Regions from separate parts of the Homo sapiens genome. Here region 1 is linked to region 2. The links are chromatin loops, found by intact Hi-C in ENCODE. Cell type or tissue: heart left ventricle. All regions are shown on one strand. Each heading gives the region's core, and the rest is flanking DNA. Links, peaks and the distances in the headings are about the cores only.

The links. Peaks named below come from ENCODE experiments on the same cell type or tissue, not always from the same donor. Only the 100,000 strongest peaks of a DNase experiment are listed, where the experiment ranks them.
Region 1: it touches region 2 in a loop (2.2-fold over the local background); 12 of 110 quality-filtered maps call a loop at or near these places.

Annotation. Positions count from the first base shown.
Region 1 is chr18:21,439,501-21,447,838 of GRCh38, reverse strand. It overlaps GREB1L (GREB1 like retinoic acid receptor coactivator), which reads right to left. Exons shown (of 33, transcript NM_001142966.3): 8 at 8,202-8,318; 9 at 7,451-7,570; 10 at 6,302-6,439; 11 at 3,430-3,615. The region is part of intron 1 of GREB1L-AS1 (GREB1L antisense RNA 1); the gene reads left to right. Among named protein-coding and RNA genes, the nearest start is that of GREB1L-AS1, 7.4 kb to the left of the region's middle. In heart left ventricle, for the core only: a CTCF peak has its summit at 3,188 (motif pointing right); no DNase peak of the experiment used is centred there.
Region 2 is chr18:21,390,829-21,399,166 of GRCh38, reverse strand. It overlaps GREB1L (GREB1 like retinoic acid receptor coactivator), which reads right to left. Exons shown (of 33, transcript NM_001142966.3): 5 at 3,606-3,782. The region is part of intron 2 of GREB1L-AS1 (GREB1L antisense RNA 1); the gene reads left to right. Among named protein-coding and RNA genes, the nearest start is that of GREB1L-AS1, 56 kb to the left of the region's middle. RefSeq lists an enhancer at 7,320-8,172. In heart left ventricle, for the core only: no CTCF peak of the experiment used is centred there; no DNase peak of the experiment used is centred there; H3K27ac peaks cover 271 bases.

The DNA of each region.
Region 1 (8,338 bases), core at 45-8,044, 49 kb before region 2:
CTTTAAAAAAAAATCACCTAGGAGCCACCAAGATGTCTGATCTTCATTCAGCTTTATCAAATTGGCATCATGGTTAATTGTCACTAGGTAAACACTTTTCAGTGAGCTCAAAGTGGATAGAAGGTGGTCATTTATTTAACGCTTTCTTCCACCAGAACATGACAGCTGAAAAGCAGGTGGCCCTGGCTGTCTCCAATTCCCTACCGTCTTTCATTAACAACCTGAAAGCTCAGGGGCCTGGTTAGTAGTCCATAAGACTCACTCCAGGACTAAGTAACATATTCTATCAGGAGGCATAATTAATTGAAAGCACAAAGGCATTCTGGGAAAATAAAATTACTAAACATGTTCACAACATCCTTTGTTGCCTTAAAGCTCGCTTTTATACAGTTTTGACTGATGTACAATTAGGAATCAAGAAGTGGAGGAAAAGGTATTAAGTTTAAATGAGGTAAGAGACTTCTTAGAGTAAAATGCCTTGTTTCCAAAAATCAACTATCACTTTTTCATCCTCAGCCTTTTAAAAAAATTTTTTTTTTAAATTTTTTTAATTAGAGACAGGGTCTCTGTCTGTCTGCCAGGCTGGAGTACAGTGGCACAATCATAGCTCACTGCAGTTCTGAACTTCTGGGCTCAAGTGATCCTTCTGCCTCAGCCTCCCAAGGTGCTGAGATTACAAGCGTGAGCCACCACACCCAGTACCTCATCCTCAGCCTTTACAATTACATTGCAGGTGTCTTTTCTCCACTTTCGCAAGCTTGATAACAATAATCTTTTCCTTCAAGTGCTGATCTCCAATAACTTAGGTTAGCTGAGGTATCAGTTTTAATGACTTTTCAGAAAGAACTACCTTAATAGGAAAAGTCAAGGTTTAAATAGACTCAGAGCCTTACAAGAATCTCTGGATTTGCTGATTTCATTATCTACTTCAAAGATTTTCTGACTGTGAAATGACTGAGATTTTTTAAAAGTGACTGTAGTGAAGAGGTATGGTTCCTTCTGAAGAATCTTGCTTTTCTTCTTCTCTGATACCTCTAAGTAACTGAGCCGCTGAAGTATTAAAAATCCTTTTAGAAGTTTAGATTTATTTTTTTAAATGTCTATAATCTATGCCATATGTGAAACTATTCTTGCTTGCCTTCTTGAAACCTCCAGAGGCAAGAAATAAAGAAATAAATAAATAATAAATAAATAAAGGACTCCAGAACAGTTGTTGAGGGATAGAGATGTCTCAATGTACAAAGCTTAGGTTTTAAAAGAGAAATAGCTATTCATGTATATCGAGAGGCCTAACTGATTGACTGCAAGTCAAATTCAGGAAAGAACTGATCCTGCAGGTCAGAGAAGAATCTGTGTAATTAAATTGAAATTGTTTCTTTTTTTCTTTTCTTTTCTTTTTCTTTACAAAAGATAAGAGCATTTAGTACTTTAAGAAAAGATATCTTATTTTGACCACTTGGTTCATTTAATTAAATTAGACTCCGATTTTAAAAATTGCTATTAAGATTGAAAAGGAGGCCGGGCGTGGTGACTCATGCCTGTAATCCCAACTTTGGGAGCCCAAGGCAGGTGGATCACCTGAGATCAGGAGTTTGAGACCAGCCTGGCCAACATGGTGAAACCCTGTCTCTACTAAAAATACAAAAATTAGCAGGGTGTGGTGGTTCACGCCTGTAGTCCCAGCTACTCGGGAGGCTGAGACATGAGAATTGCTTGAACATGGGAGGTGGTGGTTGCAGTGAGTCGAGATCGCACCACTGCACTCCAGCCTGGGAAACAGAGTGAGACTCGGTCTCAAAACAAACAAACAAATAATCAAACAAACAAACAAACTGAAAAAGAGTGCTATAGTGATTTTCTTGGTTGGCTATATCATCACTTTATGAAGCCTGGTTTTACTAATTCTGGGTGCATTTAGAAGTTGGCTTTAGATCTTAGAACACAGTCTATAATCTAATTTCAGTATGTAGCAATTAAAATTATGTCATCAAATGAGCTGTGGACCCAGATGAGCTTTATAATTGTATTACCTTTCAATAAGCATCATTAGTAAGTCCTAGGTTTATCATGAAATTGGTGCCTTGTAAATTTCAAAAGGCCATGTCGAAGCAGAGGCCAAGTCAAGGCAGCCTCTCAGGGCACAGAGTTCTAGTCAAGATTGCTAGCTAATGCACCAAACACTGAATATGCCCTAATAAAGCTTTTTTCTTTCTTTTAAAGTTATTTAGTCCAGTGTTTTTATTATCTCCTAACACTGAAGTATTTTCTAAAATTAAAAAATTTCACAAGAGTGCATACTAATATTTTTATGTGTAATTTTACATCTCAAATATTTTTTTCTTTTCTTTTCTTTTCTTTTTTTTTGAGATGGAGTTTCACTCTTGTTGCCCAAGCTGGAGTGCAATGACGTGATCTGGGCTCACTGCAACCTCCGCCTCCCGGGTTCAAGCAATTCTTTTGCCTCAGCCTCCTGAGTAGCTGGGATTACAGGCATGCGCCACCACGCCCAGCTAATTTTGTATTTTTAGTAGAGATGGGGTTTCTCCATGTTGGTCAGGCTGGTCTCGAACTCCCCACCTCAGGTGATCCGCCCACCTTGGCCTCCCAAAGTGTTGGGATCACGGGCGTGAGCCACCGTGCCCGGCCACATCTCAAATATTTTTCTAAGTAAATCAGTGGCTTGAAGTGATAGAGTGAGTGTATAATTAGATGGCCTACTGCCATTTGCAAAATAAAGGACATTTCGATGTAAATGCTGCTAAGCCACTCTAGTATTGTCAGGGCACCTGCATACACCCACTTTGGGGCTTCGGAGAATATATCAGATAGAGGAAGTGAAGGGTTCATGACCTACATATCCCCCTTACCCTATAGCTTAAAGACCTTCCAGGGAGGTCCACAGTTATGACCTCAATGATGGAAAGCACGATGGGACTCCATCAAAGGGGTGTAGCTGGAGAAGAAAAAAAATGGGTGTAGGGCCAGTGGATAAACAAGATAAAAAGGCTAAGTGGAAAACTGGAAAATAATTGTTTAAGACAATGGCTGTGTTTGCACTCCAGATGGTAGGTGCACTTTCAGAAAGGTGGCCTGGCCAAGCTCCCCAGAGAAGGGGTGCTCAAGGCACAACCCTTTAAGGTTCTGCCTACCTTAACTACTTTGGAGACCTTTGCAGCATCATGAGACTGGACACTAGGTGGTGCAATTCATCTCCTCTAGGACCCAAAGAAGAGGAAAGGAAAGGAGTAGAAAAGAAATGAAGGAGAGGAAAGGGAAAAGTTACAGAGAATGGGGTTGAAGGGAAAGAACATTAGAAGCGAAAGAGGGAAAATAAGAGATAGGAGGATAAATGTGAGAAAGAAAGAAAAAGTACATCACAAAAAATCCTCAAAAGTAGTCACCAGCAAATGATTATGGAAAATGACTTACCCAGCCGCACAAGATACTGTATCGTCAGAAGAATCATGTTTTCCACGCTCAGAAATTGGCTGCCGGTCAACCCTAATTTTTCCAAATCTTTGTTTTCCAACTGTGGAATCTTGTAGCAATTCACCAGCAGAGGACTCACAACAATGTCACCAACATTTCCATAGAAATAGGGTAAAGTGCCATAGCCTGTCCCAATAGAAGCAGGTCAGTACAGTTCAACATTTCTTTTTATGGTCCAACCAGGTACACTTGCTCAACGACGATCAAAGCTGCTTAACAAAATTCCCTGCCCTCTGAGATAGCTACCAAACAAATCACTCAAACATATCAATCCCAGGGAATTCACTTGGATGCTCCAAATTCTATCCTTATATTAAGTTAAATGAACAGGAAAGAAAATACAGTTGGCCCTCTATGTCTGTGGGTTCCACGTTCAATCAACCGTGGACTGAAATAGTCAGAAGAAAAAATTCCACAAAGTTCCAAGAAGTGAAACTTGAATTTGCTGTGGGCTGAGTAGTACACTGAATTCATGTGAATGACGTGATGTGTAGGCACTGTATTAAGTATTACAAGCAATGGAGAGGTGGTTTAATGTATATGGGAGGATGTGCATAGGTTATATGCAAATACTGTGCCATTTTATATGAGGGACTTGAGGATATTCGATTTGATATGGGACGGGGCCTGGAATCAATCCCCCAGGGATACTAAGGGACAACTGTACTCATATTATCTCTGTTTCTCATGGAAGGAACATGTTAATATTTTGCTGGAAGACTGATGAGTTTGCAAAACATGTCTGTATCCTCTGTAAAACTGCAATGATAAAATATTTCTGATAAAGTCCCTGATCAAGTTTATTTTCAGATAAGAAATCAGAAAACAAACAAATGACAATATGGCTGGGCAAGGTGGCTCACGCCTATAATCCCCGCACTTTGGGAGGCCCAGGCGGGTGGATCACCTGAGGTCGGGAGTTTGAGACCAGCCTGGCCAACATTTTCACCTTTAGTAGAGGCGAAACCCAGCCTCTACTAAAAGTACAAAAATTAGCCAGGCATGGTGGCATGCAACTACATGGGAGGCTGAGGCAGGAGAATCGCTTGAACCCAGGAGGCAGAGGTTGCAGTGAGCCGAGATCGCGCCACTGCACTCCCGCCTGAGCCACAGAGAGAGACTCCGTCTCAAAAACAAAAAACACTGGCCAGGTGGGGTGCAGCTCACGCCTATAATCCCAGCACTTTGGGAGGCTGAGGCAGGCAGATTGCTTGAGGTCAGGAGTTGAGACCAGCCTGGCCAACATGATGAAACCCCATCTCTACTAAAAATACAAAACTAGGCTGAGCGTGGTGGTGCACGCTCGTAATCTCAGCTACTCAGGAGGCAGAAGAATCACTTGAACCCAGGAGGCGGAGCTTGCAGTGAGCAGAGATTGTGCCACTGCACTCCAGCCTGAGTGACAGAGCAAGACTCTGTCTCAAAAAACAATGACAAAAAACAAAAACAGAAACAAATGACAATACATGTTTCACTTCCTGAGATTTCCTTTCCTTTCCCCTTTCCTTTCCTTTCTGACACTATCCACCTGGAGATATTCCTGAGATTTTCTTTAAAAAAAAAAAAAAAAAGTAAGCTAAATTCATTGATTAATAGCAAGATTCTTCTAGTTTCAGGTGCTTGGAGATCCCTGTTCCTTTGTTATCTTAGCTATTTTTGTGAGGTTGTCTTCCTAAATGTCAGTAAACAGTCTCAAATTGTTTTGAAATAGATAGGATAAAATATGTCCAAAATATGCTCTGTTTTGGTGGTTGATGGAGAGGATAGTCCCTCTGTGAGACTTTCTAAAAGGCAGGCACCAAAGGACCAAAGGGTCCCACGTTCTATGCATCTTTCCAAAGCTTAGTGGCACTATGTTAATGTTCAAAAAGAGCTTCCTAATCTATACAGCATTTAAGCAACTGGGATCCCCTCAGTACCTACAGATCTAGGATTAGCAGATAAAGCAACCAGGTAAAGGACATGACTCCAAGCAAAACCATCCAATTAGGCAGGCTCAGGCCAACCCAAAAAGCAAATAACACTGCATGTAAACACACCCTAAAGATGTGGGGAACTTAAACACCCTATCTATTTTGTCCTTAAGGTAGAGCAAGCAGTCTCCTTCTGGCCTAGGCCAGCCCTAAACCAAGGAGTCTCCTGAAATGGGTATGAAAAGCACTAAGTTAGTCCTGGAATGTAGGGACCCCTAAATGTCTATACCTCCACTTGTAGACCACCTGGAAGGACTCAGCCTCCTCAAAGATGCTAAGGTTCAGACCTGCAACTGTAGGGCCTCTTGGTTCTCTTGAGTAGGGTCTTTCAGCTGGCTTGGCTTGTTTCATTTCTTTGTGGTTTGGCTCCCTTTGACTGGAATGTCTCCTCCCTGACCTTGTCCACTTTGACCAACCTTCAGGACCCAGCTTAACCAACACCTCTGGGAAGTCTTCTCAGATCCCTCCAGGCAGAGGTAAGCCCTCTCTCAGAGCTCTGAGTTCTGGTTGCTCCTGGTTGTGAACCTCTAAGGAGCTCACATGTCACAGTGTGCTATAATGGTATCGCCCATGTGTTGTAATGCTTATTTACCAACGCTGGTGGCTCATGCGAGGTGAGACTCCCCCACTAAACAGTGCTCCTTGAGGGCAAAAAGACTTTGCCTTATCCTCAGCTCCTAATCACATGTTTAATATAGCATGAAAGAGCTGACCAATAAAAGCTGACAGAATCAACAGATGGATGAATATCTTCATGAATACATGAAAAAACACAATGAAATGGAAAAACACTCCTAGATTCCAGCAGACACAGGCAACTTGGAATTCCATTACCTTACCTATCAGAATTACTGGTCTAACTCCTGAGTTACTCAGCAGGTTTTCAGGAACAATTACAGTTTCCCCTGCAGGAATGGGCCTGGGTTGTAAAATTCCAGTTAGTGGGGTCTGTGGAACTGGGGCAGATAAAAGGGGCTCTGGAAAAAAAAAAGTTTGACAAGAAAGATGGCGTGAAAACTAAATGAAATACAATAGAAAGCAATGCAGTTTTAATACTTTTAACAGAGAAGCATTAGAAATCTAATGGTTTGTTGTGTTTTTCATTAGGTTTATTGTGTAAAGTGATAAGTGAAAAAAACAAAAGGAGAAAAAAAATTAACCATAATCATAACATGTGGCTACAACTACTATTTAGCATTTTGCTGATTTTCCTTCCAGTTGTTTTTTCCATATGCAATATTTTGGATCCTGTTTGGTATCTTAGCTTTCCCCCCAAGATTATCAAAGGCATATATCTGTTCATTACATACATTTTGAAAGGTATAGAAAAGTGTGAAGAAGGATGAACTCATCATTAACCAGTACTACCTACAAGCAACCATAGTGACAGACTGGCATAATTATTTGTGTATATAAGATGTCTATGTAGTCTTTAAAACTATTTATTTAAACAAACATTTAAATAACTCATTTATGTCTTAAAACCAGTATATTTACAATTGTCTGTGGTTTGTTCAGCAAGGTAGACAAATGTTTGAACTGTGGATACCAAATGGCTACAGTTAGGTGTTCTGAAAGAGAGCCAGTTGGTTTTGGTTTTTCAGGTTTCTAGCCACAGACTGAACCATCCAGGTCAGAAATAATAAGCGTGGGTCACATAAAGAACCAGATAACAGCAGGGAAAATCTAACACCACTACTAGCAAAACAAGTCCATATATGCTCTATGATGGTGGGTTGGTAGCATTGTGTCCCATATAACGAATGGCTTTTCAATGCTATGGGTTGAAATTAAGCCAAAGGTTGAATTCAGATCAGTTGTAATGATCTTGTGCATGTAGGGAAGGCAAATGTGATCGGGACAAAACATTAGCTACTATCAATATCCTCATATAACTCATTGTCAAGAATTCAGGGAAAGAATGGAAGTAGAAGATATCTCTGCTAATTAAAAACACACTTACAATCCATCTTCTGTTAAAATCTTACCCGTTCTTGAAAGAGGGCGAACTGTAGGGACAGGTACAACTAAGCCAGGTTGGGGGAGAGGTGACCCAGGATACCATCCCCGGTGTCGTTTCTTTGGTGGCCCAGAAATGAACATGGTAGCTGAAGACAAACAAAAAAACAAAAAAAAGAGATAGTCTTGTTCTCAGCCATGTGGAAGAAAGGAAAGAACGCCAGAGTAATATAAGTAATACAGAACCTTTAATTTGATTATACTCAGAAAGTCTAAATCACTCCTTTAGAGGTAAAGTTTAAAAAAAAGCCACATTAGTAACCTAACATTACAATAACAGCCACTTAACATCTGTATGTTGTTTTACAGTTCCCAAGTTTATGTAGGTTATTTCATTTGATTCTACCCACAACCTTGTGGAGTTGTAGGGCAAATATTGTTGTTATACCCATTTTGTAAAAGGAGAAAGGAAAGTTCAGATTTGTTCAGGATCACACAACAGAGAACTTTGAATCCTGTACTTTAATCAGCTAAACCCATGGTTTTTCAAGACACTTCCTTATACATTTGTTTCAACATTATTTCCCAGTTAGGTCATCCACATAGAATCCCAAGATATTTACTCATTACTGTTCACACCAATTACAAACTTTCAAAACACTGTATGACGAACTGAGAAAAAACTCTAGAGTGTGTTGCCAGATAATTCATTACAAAATCTGGAGCACTTGTAACCACTGGTAAGTGCATTATTACAAAACTCTACGACAGGCATTGTACCTTGATCTCCTGATGCATAGCTAGGTCGTGGTGACAAAGAGTAATTCCCTGTGTGGGCTGGAGTGGAGCTGGATGCACTGCCCTTCCCTCCATGGCTACTGTTTCCATTAGCAGCATCTGTAGAACACAAGGAGAGG
Region 2 (8,338 bases), core at 228-8,227:
TGGTTTAGAAAAGATTAGTGTGAGAATTAACAAACTACTGAGGTTGAGTTTGATCTTTTCCTCTGTCTATTCTGAGGTGAAAAGCAAGAGTGTGAAGAGGAAGAAAAGCCATGGGTCTGAATAATCTGCAAAGGAGAGAATCTTCACATTAATGATGAGTTAACAACATAAAAGAGTTAGAATCCTACAGTCCATTTTAAAAACCCTGTATGGCTTCAGCATTAGCCTTCCTTCAAGGGAGATTTTATCTGCTTGAAGTTCTTGTTGTCATTGAAAACAAAAAATAACACCACTCACAGCCAAATTACCTTCTAGTTTTTCTGGCAATCAAGTCTTCCAATTGCATGGTAGATTTGGGGCACATGCACTACCAACTGGATCAATATATTTTTAAATCAATTCCCCCATGGTCTTTGGAATCTGCATAATTTATATAAAAATTTAGACAAATTGATATTTGAATCCACAGGGGTTCCAGAATAGTGGAAGCTTAAACATTTTTCCACTATATTTTAATGCATACGAAAATCATCCACTTTAAGTAAGAAATGTTGGATGAAAGTTTTTGGACAAGAGTATCAAACATGTAAAAATCCCAGCAATGTGTTTATTTAAGAAAAACCTGCCATTTTGTTATTGCACCACACTTTTACATGGAGAAGTGGTTAGTAAAAAATTATGTCCACTTACAAGGCTAGAGAAAGTAAGCAAGGTTCCAAGTCTGTAAGGGTATTTAATAAATACAATAGTAAATAACTGCCATTTGAAGAGCAAATACTATGTCCCAAGCACTGTGCTGGGTGGGTGCTTTAAGGACATCATCTCATTTGATCTTTATGACCCGGCAAGGTAGGCGTTAATGGCCCCATTATATGCATGAGCAATCTAAGACTTTAAGTTCTTAAAATACTTGCTGAAGTTCTTAAAGTACTAAGTGACAAATCTGGGATTAGAACACAGTTCTGATTCTAAAGCACATGGTCTTTGGTCTCACTCCTAATTTCTAAGGATTATGAAGTCTATTATACTGATGGTGTTTTCTGTGTCTTTTCCATGACATATTCTAAGAGGATTCTCTAGTCACAAAGAATCATTGAACAAAAAATGCATTATGAGAGATTTTCATTGTCGACAGTCAGAGCCACACCTGAACTGTTTATCATTAGATGAGACGATAATGCTTTTCAAATGCTAAAAAGTTTTCTGAAGTTGTTCTACTACAGCCTACTAGGTAGTAAGCTCTGTGAGGAACAGGACTGAGTCTTTTAACTGTTGTGTCCCTACGTAAGAGCCTCGTGTGATTTCTGTCACACAGTACATCCTGAATAAATACTGCTGAATGAAAAAACGAGTAGTTGGATCTTCACTGCTAATTTACTCCAGCATATTAGATTTATCATTAGACTTCTATATTAAACCATCTGCTCAATTTCACTAAACAAAGTGAAAACGTTTTTTCTTTTTTTCTGAGACAGTCTCACTCTGTCGCCCAGCCTAGAGTGCAGGGGCGCCATCTTGGCTCACTGCAAGCTCCACCTCCCGGGTTCACGCTATTCTCCTGCCTCAGCCTCCCGAGTAGCTGGGACTACAAGCGCCACCACGCCCAGCTAATTATTATTATTATTTTTTTTTTTTTTTTTTTGAGACGGAGTCTCGCTCTGTCCCCCAGGCTGGAGTGCAGTGGCGCGATCTCCGCTAACTGCAAGCTCTGCCTCCCGGGTTCACGCCATTCTCCTGCCTCAGCCTCCCAAGTAGCTGGGACTGCAGGCACCCACCACCACGCCCGGCTAATTTTTGGTAGAGACGGGGTTTTTTTTAGTAGAGACGGGGTTTTTTTTAGTAGAGACGGGGTTTCACCATGTTAGCCAGAGGTCTCGATCTCCTGACCTCATGATCCGCCCACCTCGACCTCCCAAAGTGCTGGGATTACAGACGTGAGCCACCGTGCCAGGCCGAAAATGTTCTTTTTTTATGAGAGCCTTATAAAAAATGAAAATTACCATTTCTTTTCCTATGAACCATAAAAAGTCTTTAAGCTATAATTTAAGGAACTTCTATAAAGCGTGTGCAGGCTCACTTATTGATCAGTGTATTGCTAGACTTTCTGATGACACTATATAACTAGGAAGAATGTATCAAACTACAAAAATAAATACACATCATGATCAATACAATATTTGAATTCATTGCTCTATTCTTTTTCCTTTTTACTGATATTTGTGCCTGAAACATGATTTCATCTATAGTAAGACAAATTCTGAGAAACAAAAACAACAGTAGAGAAATGGCAGCAGTAGAAAAGCAACAAATCTCATGTGCTCTCTTATCTTTTTAATTATTTAAAATAAAATAAATCAAGTCTGTTATTTCTTGTGATATAGGGAAGCTATGTTGTGAAAAAGCCCAGACTCTAATATCAGAAAGTAAAATAATTCTAGATAAAGTCATTTACATTTTATATCATATAGATAGAAATATAAAGATACATAGTCCTAGTTATTTTGGGTGAACTAATGTTAAATATAAAGTGAGAATCACATCACACAAGTATAGATAGAAATATCTATCTATATGACATTGGAATGAGTGGTATGGAAAAACAACAAATAACTTACAAAGTGAATAATCCACAGATAAATAATTGAGTTGACTTGATATCAGGTCCAATATCAGAGCTGACTTGATATCAATGACTATAGAGAGTGAATTCTCTTTTCTTTATAAAATATTAATTTTTGATAAATTGCATGCTTTTTAAAAATGTCTGGTCAAAAAAGTCATTTAATTAAGCTAAGTGTTTTGAGAATTAATAAAAATGAAAAGGCCGGGCGTGGTGGCTCATGCCTGTAATTCCAGCACTTTGGGAGGCCAAGGCAGGCAGATCATCTGAGGTCAGGAGTTTGAGACCAGCCTGGCCAACATGGTGAAACCCTGTCTTTACTAAAAATACAAAGAGTAGCTGGGCGTGATGGTGGGCGCCTGTAATCCCAGCTACTCGGGAGGCTGAGGCAGGAGGATTGCTTGAACCCAGGAGGCAGAGGTTGCAGTGAGCCGAGATCATGCCACTGCACTCCAGCCTGGGTGACAAGAGCAAAACTCTGTCTCAAAAAAAAGAAAAAAAAAAAAGAAAGAAAATAAATAAATGTTTAAGAAGTTACCGCCTGTAATCCCATCACTTTGGGTGTCCGAGGTGGGCAGATCACGAGGTCAGGGGTTTAAGACCACTCCGGCCAATATGGTGAAGCCCTGTCTCTACTAAAAACACAAAAATTAGCTGGGTGTGGTGGCATGCACCTGTAGTCCCAGCTACTCGGGAGGCTGAGGCAGGAGAATCACTTGAACCTGGGAGGCAGAGGTTGCAGTGAGCCTAGACTGCACCATTGCACTCCAGCCTGGGCGATGGAGCAAGACTTCATCTCAAAAAAAGAAAAAAAGAAAAAAAAAAAAGAAGTTACTAAAAGAAAAAATGTCTCATAATTGAACTAAACTATATAATCCCCAAATAATCCTCTGGTATATTTTTTAAAATTCTGCAGTAGTTTTAAATAAATGTGTATTTTAACTCCCTCATATTGGAAGGAATTTTATAAGCATGAAACACTCACCTAAAAGTGCATTTTTTCCATGATCATCTGGTAGAAATCGCTTGTCCACAGCACAAACTAGGATGTGTTCAGGCAGATTGGGAGACTTGGCCCCCACCAGGAGGAATCCTGCTGGGATGTCAATTTGTTCCATACACAGTGATACCAAACGCAAATCCTTTCCTGCTTGACAAAAACCTAAAAACCAGTTTAAAAAAAAGGACACAGTGAAATGTTTAGTGAGATTATATCTTCTTATCACTCATTTGGAGAGTAGATTTATTTTTGAGAATCACTATTACAGACTAAATTAAAGTCCCTATACCCCTATACTCCAACCAGAAGACAAATCTGCCAAGTGTGGCCCTCTGAACAAAGCTGAAAAGACATTGAAAGGAAATATTTCCGTCTGCTTCGCTTCAGCCAAAGCGACAACTTCATATTTTTTCTTTTTTTTTTCTTTTTTTTTTTTTTTTTGAGATGGAGTCTCGCCCTGTCGCCCAGGCTGGAGTGCAATGGTGGGATCTTGGCTTACTGCAACCTCCACCTCCCAGGTTCAAGTGATTCTCCTGCCTCAGCCTCCCGAGTAGCTGAGATTACAGGCGTGTGCGCCACCACACCCGGCTAATTTTTTTTTTTTTTTTTTTTTTTAGTAGAGATGGAGCTTCCCCATGTTGGCCAGGCTGGTTTCGAACTCCTGACCTCGTGATCCACCCACCTTGGCCTCACAAAGTGCTGGGATTACAGGCGTGAGTCTGGTCAACAAGTGGGGCAATGGTGAATACACAACAAACTTTGAAAACCACGTAGTTTTTATGTGCATGTAATACGATTATTTTACTTCCAATCCAAATTCACTTCTCTAGATGGGTACAGTGTCAGAATAGAGATACTCTTTATTTTCACAGAGGAAAAGACTGAAGCTCAGAATTTGGTGACTCCTAGATGAACGGGCCAAAACTGTTACAGCATTTCACTTTTTACCATGACATGACATGACAAGATGTGACAAAATCTTACATAACCACTTTGTATATCATAATGTATTATATGAATTCATCTGTTCATTGTTTATTAAACAAACATTTGCAACAGATGCTGTCCAAGACCAGGAGATACAGAATTGAACCAAATATAACTTCCTCCAAGAACTCACATTGCAGTCATTTGGAAGAATGTATAAGGAACCAAGAATCACAGACAGTGTTATAGGGAACAGCTACAGTTCTGCTGCAAATCTTCTGGGGAATGATTCCGTCTGTACTCACTGTAATCATATGACTTCCCCAGGGAGTTGTGACACTCCAAATTGATGTGGAGCTAGGACCTGATCCAACTGGGCCACTTTGATAGCCCAACTTTCTGGCCATAGTTGATTGGTCCAAGGGTGGACATATGACATAAACAAGGCCCATCAAAGCCTTTCCCCTAGAAAATCTGAACATGGAGCCAAGGAGAGCATGGCTCAGACTGCTTAGTGCCAGCCCTGTCTCTTGACTTGGGAGGGAACTCCGTCAGCACAGGCAGGAGGCTGAAAGACTGTTCTGGCAGTATCTGGATCCCTCAGCCCGCTGTATCTGCCTTTCCCAAGGTCTGGCCATGAAACCTTTTCTTTGGAATTCTTTCAGTAATTTCTTCATTTTACCTAAGCCATTTTCAGTTGGGTTTCTGTCATTTGCAACCGAGAAAGGCTGAATAAAAGTATGATAAATGCTATTTCAGGCCGGGCGCAGTGGCTCACACCTGTAATCCCAGCACTTTCGGAGGCCGAGGTGGGTGGATCACTTAAGGTTGCGGTTCAAGTCCAGCCTTGCCAACATGGTGAAACCCTTCTCTATTAAAAATACAAAAAAAGGCCGGGCGCGGTGACCCGCACCTGTAATCTCAGCACTTTGGAAGGCAGAAGCGGGCGGATCATGAGGTCAGGAGATCGAGACCATCTTGGCTAACATGGTGAAACCCCGTCTCTACTAAAGATACAAAAAAATTAGCCGGACATGGTGGCAGGCACCTGTAGAGGCGGAGCTTGCAGTGAGCCCAGATCGCGCCACTGCACTCCAGCCTGGGCAACAGAGCGAGGCTCTGTCTCAAAAAACAAACAAACAACAACAACAACAAATTAGCTAGGCATGGTGGCACATGCATGTAATCCCAGCTACTTGGGAGGCTGAGGCAGGGGAATCACTTGAACCAGGGAGGCAGAGGTTGCAGTGAGCCAAGATCGCACCACTGCACTCCAGCCTGGGCAACAGCGTGAGACTTGCTCTCAAGAACAGGGAAAAAAACGCTATTTCAGAAAATTTTGGAAGCAAGGAGGATGCCTACCTCTCCCTACACAAACCCGAGGAGAGCACCATTATCATTGCCCAATACAAAGTAGGGAAAAACCATGCTAGATTCTCCTAGCATCAATTCATGTTATGATTTTAACCAAGTGTCAACAGATAATTGAATGCTATCAGTTACTGGCATGAGAAATAAAAAAGAAAACACCATGAAAACATTGGATGAGGCGAGGTGCAGTGGCTCACGCCTGTAATCCCAGCACTTTGGGAGGCCAAAGAGGCAGATCGCTTGGGTCCAGGAGTTCAAGACCAGTCTAGGCAACAGGGCGAAACCCCATCTCTACAAAAAAATACAAAAATTAGTCGGGCCTGGTGGTGAGTGCTTGTAGTCCCAGCTACCTAGGAGGTTAAGATGGGAGCATCCCTTGAGCTAGGGAGGCAGAGGTTGCAGTGAGCCAGGATTGTGCCATTGTACTCCAGCCTGGGTGACAGAACAAGACCCTGTCTAAATTTTTTTTTTAAAGAAAAAAAATTAAAATTTAAATTTAAAAAAATGGATGAAGCGGTGGGGCATATTAAATTTACCATATAGTTTGGGTCACCAAACCTCAAAAACAAGCCTAATAGAATTGGGAAAAGTCAACAGAAGAAAGAATAAAATTATCAAGACTGCAGGGCTCAATCATTTCAAGCTTATAGATCCCTTTTTAACATTAATAAAAGTCAATTTAAACTCTAAAAGTCAATTTAACTCTAGAAGTTCATGAATTAAGAAAAAATATAAAAACTTATGAATTCTTTAGCAATTTTAAGTGCATCTGCATTTGTTCAAAATATCATTTATATTTATTTGGAAAATAGTCATTAAATATGTCGGTCATATTACTTCGTTTACAAATATTTTTTGGAGCCTATGGATACATGGAACCCATTGGAAAAAAAAAATCTGCTGTGTCCACCCACCTCTATTAAGGAACAGGGCTCACAGGTTTGAAAGTTGGGAATTGATGATGATGATGATGGCAGCTAAAACTTATGGAGCACTTGCCATAGCCAGGCACAGTGCTAAATACTATATAGATTACCTTATTCAATGCACTCAACACTCAAGACTGGTACTAACCCTGTAGATAATCTTTCTTGTACAGCATGAATATCAAACAGTATATGAATAAACTGATCTAAGTAGGCCAGGTGCAATGGCTCACGCCTGTAATCCCAACACTTTGGGAGGCTGAGGCGGGTGGATCACCTGAGGTCAGGAGTTCGAGTCCAGCCTGGCCAACATGGCGAAATCTTGTCTCTACTAAAAATACAAACATTAGCTGGGGGTGGTGGCATGGACCTGTAGTCCCAGGCACTCGGGAGGCTGAGGCAGGAGAATTGCTTGAACCTAGGAGGCAGAGGTTGCAGTGAGCCGAGATTGCACCACTGCACTCCAGCCTGGGCAACAAGAGTGAAACTCTGTCTCAAAATAAATAAATAAATAAACAAACAAACCAATCTAAAATTACTTTCTATTTAAAATCAAGTCCTTATCACATGCCATGTAATGACAGAATTAATTTTTAAATCTCTGAATTCAAAAGATTACACACTATTATAAGAGACATTTGTGAGTCAACGATTGAGGAACACAGATCTGTTCTAACCTCTTTAATATGTAAATGAAAGAAGGGCCCCAAGAGACTAAGAAAGTGGCCCAAGGCCAAATACTCAACCACCAGAAACAGTAGATCCAGAACCCAGGTCTCTTAACTCCTAATTAACTGCTCCTTTGACCTCATTAACACCTCTCTGACTCATATACAGTCATTTATCACTTAACCACATGGATGCATTCTAAGAGGCGATTTTGTTGTGTGAACATCATAGAGTGTACTTTCACACACCCAGATGATACAGCCTACCACACATGTAGGCTAGATGGTATAGCCTAATGCCCCTAGGCTACAAACCTGGATAGCATTCTATTGTACTGAATACTATAGGCAGTTGTAACACAATGGTTAAGTATTTGTGTATCTAAACATATGTAAACACAGAAAAGGCACAGTGAAAATACGATATAAAAGATAAAAAATGACACACCTGTATAAGTCACTTAAAACAGAGCTTGCAGGACTGGAAGTTGCTCTGGGTGAGTCAGTGAGTGAGTAATGAGTGAATGTGAAGGCCTAGGACATTACTGTACACTTTGTAAATGCTGTACCCTTAGGCTACACTAAATTTACTAAAATGTTTTTTTCTTCAATAATAAATTAACCTTAGCTTACTGTAACTTTTTAACTTTATCACCTTTTTAACTTTTAAAAACCTTCTGATTCATAATAAAACTTAAAACACAAACACTTTGTATAGCTGTATAAAAACGTTTTCTTTCTTATATCCTTATTCTATAAGGCTTTTTTGTATTAAAATTTTTGTTTTGTTTTGTTTTTTACTTTTTAAACTTTTTTTGTTGGCCTG